Linked DNA regions of Homo sapiens: region 1 is linked to region 2. The links are chromatin contacts, found by Hi-C or POLR2A ChIA-PET in ENCODE. All regions are on one chromosome and are shown on one strand. Each heading gives the region's core, a stretch centred on a gene start or an enhancer-like site at or near the end of the contact. The rest is flanking DNA. Distances are from core to core; before and after follow the strand shown.

Evidence for each region. A loop is a pair of places that touch in the nucleus more often than their neighbours do. ChIA-PET counts read pairs that join two places held with the same protein, here RNA polymerase II (POLR2A). Pooled maps may share reads with other maps.
Region 1: a loop to region 2 is called in a pooled map, with 2.4 times the contacts of the local background. The contact joins two enhancer-like sites. A Hi-C loop is called at or near these places in 1 of 168 maps with a recorded cell type or tissue (CD8-positive, alpha-beta T cell) and 2 of 50 pooled maps. POLR2A ChIA-PET finds 5 or more read pairs at or near these places in 2 of 52 experiments (GM12878 and activated CD8-positive, alpha-beta memory T cell).

What each region holds. Positions count from the first base shown.
Region 1 is chr14:88,612,208-88,615,200 of GRCh38, reverse strand. ZC3H14 (zinc finger CCCH-type containing 14) reads right to left here. Exons shown (of 17, transcript NM_024824.5): 17 at 1-2,993. EML5 (EMAP like 5) reads left to right here. Exons shown (of 44, transcript NM_183387.3): 44 at 1-2,770. Among named protein-coding and RNA genes, the nearest start is that of ZC3H14, 51 kb to the right of the region's middle. Within about 2 kb of position 1,565, at least 6 of the 41 ENCODE cell types and tissues checked have a DNase peak (open chromatin) inside an H3K27ac peak, as active enhancers do.
Region 2 is chr14:88,491,165-88,493,906 of GRCh38, reverse strand. The region is part of intron 10 of PTPN21 (protein tyrosine phosphatase non-receptor type 21); the gene reads left to right. Among named protein-coding and RNA genes, the nearest start is that of PTPN21, 62 kb to the left of the region's middle. RefSeq lists an enhancer at 1,275-1,464. Within about 2 kb of position 1,271, at least 5 of the 41 ENCODE cell types and tissues checked have a DNase peak (open chromatin) inside an H3K27ac peak, as active enhancers do.

The sequences.
Region 1 (2,993 bases), core at 316-2,815, 120 kb before region 2:
ACAGATCCAAAGTTAGCAGTATATGGCTGCTACATTTCCATTTTCATTTTCGAGCCATCAGTTTATGTTCAGATGCCATCTCTGTAATCGCACATTTAAAACATAACTGTAGCCTCACTAATGGAAAAGTAGTATGATGAACAATCATTCCCAATGGTGTACAATGTAAGGGTTTTAGGGAGCAACAGTATTTAACTGGAAGAAAGAATTGCATATTTAATGTAGTCTAATATATACACATTTGTTTAACATGTAAACAAAAGTGTTAAATTCACATATACAACATTATACAATTTAATCACTCTTGGAATAAAATTTTTATAGCCTTTTTTCTATTGGGAAAATTTGTTTAGATGTGTGCCACTCCATAGGTTTATTTCCAAAATGAATGAGCCCAACTCCATTTGTAAAAACTTGTCAGTTAGAATTCCTTTTTTTAGTGGATTAGGGCTGAATTCTTAGATCCTTATTTCTTTTCACTTTAAATGCTGCCAAAGATCACTACTCATCATTCAGGAATTCGCTGTCTAGCCTATCTGTAGTTTCCTGAAGATTGAAAATTATGTAGACTGCTATTTAAAAATATATTTTTCTAAGTGTGAGGTTTAAGATGCTGTATTGACCCTATGAGTTTTTAATGTGTTAATTATCTTTATAGCATAATAGATCGCTTTAGGTTCCTGGAATCCCATTTGGTCTGACAGGATATATGAAGATTCTTAATACCTATTTTCTGTGTCTAATACTTGGTTAATACTAAAAATAGAAATGACTAAATTACATCACAGAAAGCATAACCAGTGATTGAACCTGGTAGTTTTAAAGCTCTAAATAGCTGTGGCTGAAGGACTGATTATGGGGCTAAGAAGCTTGAAACGTAAGTTGGTACTTGTTCATCAGTGGATTCTCCTAAATTAAGCCAAATTTTGAAATACATGACTATTAAGTTTCTACTCATGTATTTACAGTCAGTCAATAAATTAAAGGAGGAAAAAAATCCCTGAACAACCTGCCCATAAAAAGAAAAATACTCTACATTTGAGCCTGCTGCAGTTTTAAATTTTCCCTCTGGGTCAAGTTTGCCAGCTTTTGGCTACAGAGAAATTATATTTCCATTACAGTGCAGGTAGAAACTCTGTAACCTTAAGCATGTAAACTACATAGAATAAAACTGTTTCCACTGCATTTCTGTCCTTCAAAGTGGCCAACCTGATTAAGTCAGCCTTAATCACTGCTGCTGTCAGTTTCACGACTAAAGGTCATATTGACTAAGTAGTCATCAGCTGACCACCTCGCTGTATCAGCCAGCAACGAGGGGAAGGTGAAGAAACATGATAGGCCATATAGAATCTGCCCTATGTTTACTTTTTTAACCCAGATAATTATTTTTGTGTGCAGTATCTAAGCTCCTGATTGTGTAACCTGGGACTTCTGGCACCTTTTGTTCCATTCATTTTATGTATAAAATGCATGCCAAAGCACACTGTGCCCTCTGGTACCCTTGCTTCCAATCGCCAACCATGCTCATTTCCTTCCTTTTTTTGTGGTCCCTTTTTGTGGTGATCATTTTAAACCACGTCATCCAACAAATGTTTTATGGTCAACCTTAGCTTGTTCATAAGCCATAGCAACTGAAAGATTAAACTCTTAAATATGTGTCTGGGCAGTGGCTATTAAATAGCAAAAAACAATCAGATTTTAGTATTTTATTATTTCCTTGTAAAATGGCTGAACTAAATTAAACCCTTGTTTCCCATTTGTTCTATAATTTATAGTGAAACTGAGAACAAAACTATCTTTATAAATGATAGCTAAAAGTATTTCCAGATATTTAAACAATTTAAAATAAATTTCTTCTGCAGAGATGCAAAGCATCTCAACACTGGAATGAACAAATGCCTTAAATTCAATGGAGTAAACCTTTAGAATGAAGAGGAACTGTCATTTCACCCAAGCCGAAGACAACAGCCTTATGCACTTGTGTGCTCTGTCTTTGCTGCTTCTCGTGTTTCAAGCCTTTCCTGTGGGATCAGCACAGCAAAGTGCAACTTACCAAATGGTTTAATGACTGGTTAATTCTTTCTTCTCCCAATGGAAAAGCAATGGCAACACAACAGTAGACTGCTGGCTTGACAATCTTAAACGTGAGCCTTTGCACATGTAGGTTTATCATCATTTGAGTATACGACTAAGCAAGTCAATGAACTTTTTTTTTTTTTTTAGCAGTTTAATTTGGTCCTGAGAATGTTGCAGTCTTTATTACCCCTTTTGCATTAATCCACTTTTCTAACCACCTTTTAAGCTTTAATTTTTAACACTATACACCAAGTCTTTGAAATCAGTGATCTGTTATTTAACTCTAAAGCATTTGACACTTCTTGCCTTAACAGTTTTAAAAACCACACACAAAAAAACTCTGTAAGTAATACAGTAGGCCAAAAGTTTCATCCTATCTATCTTGCAGTTTACCTATCTGATCTGATCTCTGTAATTATAGTTCTGTCATTTAAAATATACTATTTAAATCTAATTTTTACATTTCAAAAATTATCTTCAGTAGTAACTAAGTATATTTTCTGTGGATTCTGAGAATGTTATTTTTCAGAATGTGAGAATATATATGTACATTTATAATCTTGTGACTTTAAAGTCTGTTTTCAGATACAGTATGTAAATACTTGTAAAAAAATTTGTATAATTTTGTGATAATGTAGTTTCCCAAAAAAATTATTTAGAAGGCATTATGTTATTAGTAAATGAGAGCACTGTATAGAACTGTTCCTATTTTCTGCACTTGCCATTCCAGCTGCCTCCACTGTCCATACCCACCTCATTCATCCTGTCACAGAAGGCAGGAAAACTGGGAACTTTACCAAAGTAGCACTCAGCCTGAGAGGCCTGTATAATCATGCTTTTCAAACTAAATTCACTTAAAAATTAAAAAGCAGAATTGAATATTTTAAGCAGCCTCAGTACCTTTGGCCAATGCTGTT
Region 2 (2,742 bases), core at 22-2,521:
AATTTGTTCAGCTAATCTATAGATACAGGTGTTAAGAGCTCTGATTCAAGATGTCTTGGTGCTGTAAGATCCCTTAGGAAAATGGTACGTCACCCAGAACTGCCAAGATAGGAAAGGCTACCCAGCCAAGTGACATCTAAGCTGAGACCCGAAATGTTGCACTCAATTCCCACAACCTTTCTTTAAGCTGTCCTCTTGTCCCTGGTCCATGTCTGGAGGCACCTCCTGGAGCTCCCTCCCACTTGGCCCCCCACGCCCTATCTCATCTGTATGCAGTCAGTCTTCTGGATAGATAAGCAAAATATGTAGCACTGCTCTTGAAGTTACATGTCAGGAACAAATCTGAGCATGTGCCTCTCACCCGCCCCGTCCTGGGTACAGGATTAAGGGCAGACTCCTGAGGTCCTTCTCTGGACTTAGCTGCCCCAGCCCAGTTGGCCTTGGAGTCTGACTCCAGGAAGGCATCTTTCCTTATCATGTGAATGCCCCCAGCCCAGGCCTTTGCTAAAATGCCCTTCCTTCCCTTCTCTGACAGACTCTTAGTCATTCTTCAAGATTGAGTTTAAAATACAGCCCCCATAGACACCACCAAACATTCAGTTTGCTTAGTCCTTGACACCACTCTGAAAGTTGTTTTTTCTACCTCTTTTATAACAATGACCTGAATAATTCATAACAATAATTTAGTAAATGCTTGCTCTGTGTCAAGCATTATACTGAGAGCTTTTATTTTCTTTAATCCTTACAGTAACCCTGTTGGGCACAATTATTACTATCCCATTATTGATGAAGGTATGGAGACTTACAGAAGTGAAATGTCTTGCCCTGCCACACAACTAGTAAGTGGAGCAGCAAGACTCGAGCCTGTGCTCTTAGCCGCTGTGCTAGCCTGTTAGAGTAGTTCCTGCCTGCTTTTTTCATATTGACAGATATCAACTGACAGATCATTTTCATTTGATCTGTCTCTCTTGTTTGATGAAGCTCCATGAGGGCAGGGTCTCCTCTTCCTCATCTTCGTGTCCCCTGTCTGGCAAGGTGCCCGGTGCATAAGGGCTTAGTGAACAATGGGAGCCGGAGTGTGGCAGTGATGGGAGTCACAGGGGAGAAGAGCACTTTTGCTCCTTTGTCTCTTCCTTTTATTACAGATTGTAAATGAGGCATGGGGTGGAGGCAAAGTCTAACAAGGGCATTTTGTCCCTTAGCACCAGGAAGGAAGGAGAAAGGCTGTGGAAGTGCCTTCTGTCTTGCAGGGTGTGAGAGAAACTCTGGGCAGGAGCAGCAGTGTAAAGATAACATGCGGGGATGCCCACCCGGACGGGGAGCTGGCCAGTGGTTTGCATGTATGGCCCAGTCCCTGTCTCTTCTCTGCCTTCCCCTGCACCATGTTTGCATCCGAGTCCCCATCGCTGGTCTGGTGATGGGATTTTCGTAAGCACTGACAGGGAGGAGGAACCTGCTTTCTTTGTAAATATGGGAAGCGGTTTCTGCTAGGGGCCTGGGTGTATTTGCATATGAAAGTGTTCCCCCTGGTGGTGATATTCAGTAGTGCTACTTGCCTTTGGGGTTCCCTGGGGCTGGCCTGGTTATCCAGCCATATGTGGCATGATTTCTATGCAGAAGTAAGTTCTAAGATTCAAGCAGTAGATAATGCAGTCTGTTGGACCACAGCATTTTCATTTTAAAGACTTTAATAAGTTAAGAGTGTTCATAATATTGAGCCATTATTACCTCAGTTTGTTTCTTCTCTGGAAAATAGTGGAGAGTCTACATTTTGAATAAACCATAAAACATAATCCCTTTCCATGAGGCATCCATATTGGTTGGTGGTTAGTGCCTGTTTTTTGTTTGTTTGTTTGTTTTGTTTTGTGTTTTTTTTTTTGCAAATTAACAACTTGTAATAAGTAAAAGAGGGAAGAGGGAAAAGCAACAAATGATTGATTATGGTGAATGAGTCTTAGAAATTCAGCTCTAGTTTTTGGAATATTGCTATTTATTGGCAAGTGTGAACAAAACTACATTAATGTCATCAGTTGCATATGCTATACCTAAATAAGGAACACCTGAATCTTTTTAAAATGGAATAGTTATGTTTAAAGGGCTGTTTTCCAAAGTTTGCTTTCAATCTCTATATATCCAATAGATTGTGGCAGTCGATTTCCATGAGCTATTCCTATGTAATTACTTATGATTCATTCTGTAGGGAACTAATATATTTCATTGTGAGCGTTTGTTTCCCACATAAAGTAAATGAAGCTTTTAATATTAGCTTTTAAAATTTTGCTTGATAATAAAATGAAAAGAACTTTAATTGTTATGGCCATGTTTTAAAGGCTCTCAATATAGACTGTTTAGTCATGTTCCAATATTATGATTCTGAAGTATTGGTAGACTTGTTGTCATGGGCCAGATGGGTAAACTAAAGCGTGATAGGCATTTAACAAAACTGCCCCTGGCCTGGAACTGGACGGTGGCTTCTGGACATCTGCTTTGGGCTGGGGTGACTGGTGGCCCAGGAGATAGACTCGACTTGCACAGAAAGGGGAACTGTAATCCCAGGGTGTCCCCTTTACCCCCAGTCCTGATCTATTGTAGTTTATTGCTGCTTGGGATGGCCTTATGTGACTCATCTAATCTTGACCCAGATAACTATATTTTAGTATTTATACAATGGCATAATCCAACAGCCTTCTCCCTCCACCCCCTAACAAAGTGCATTAGATAACAGAATGATCGTTATCCAAA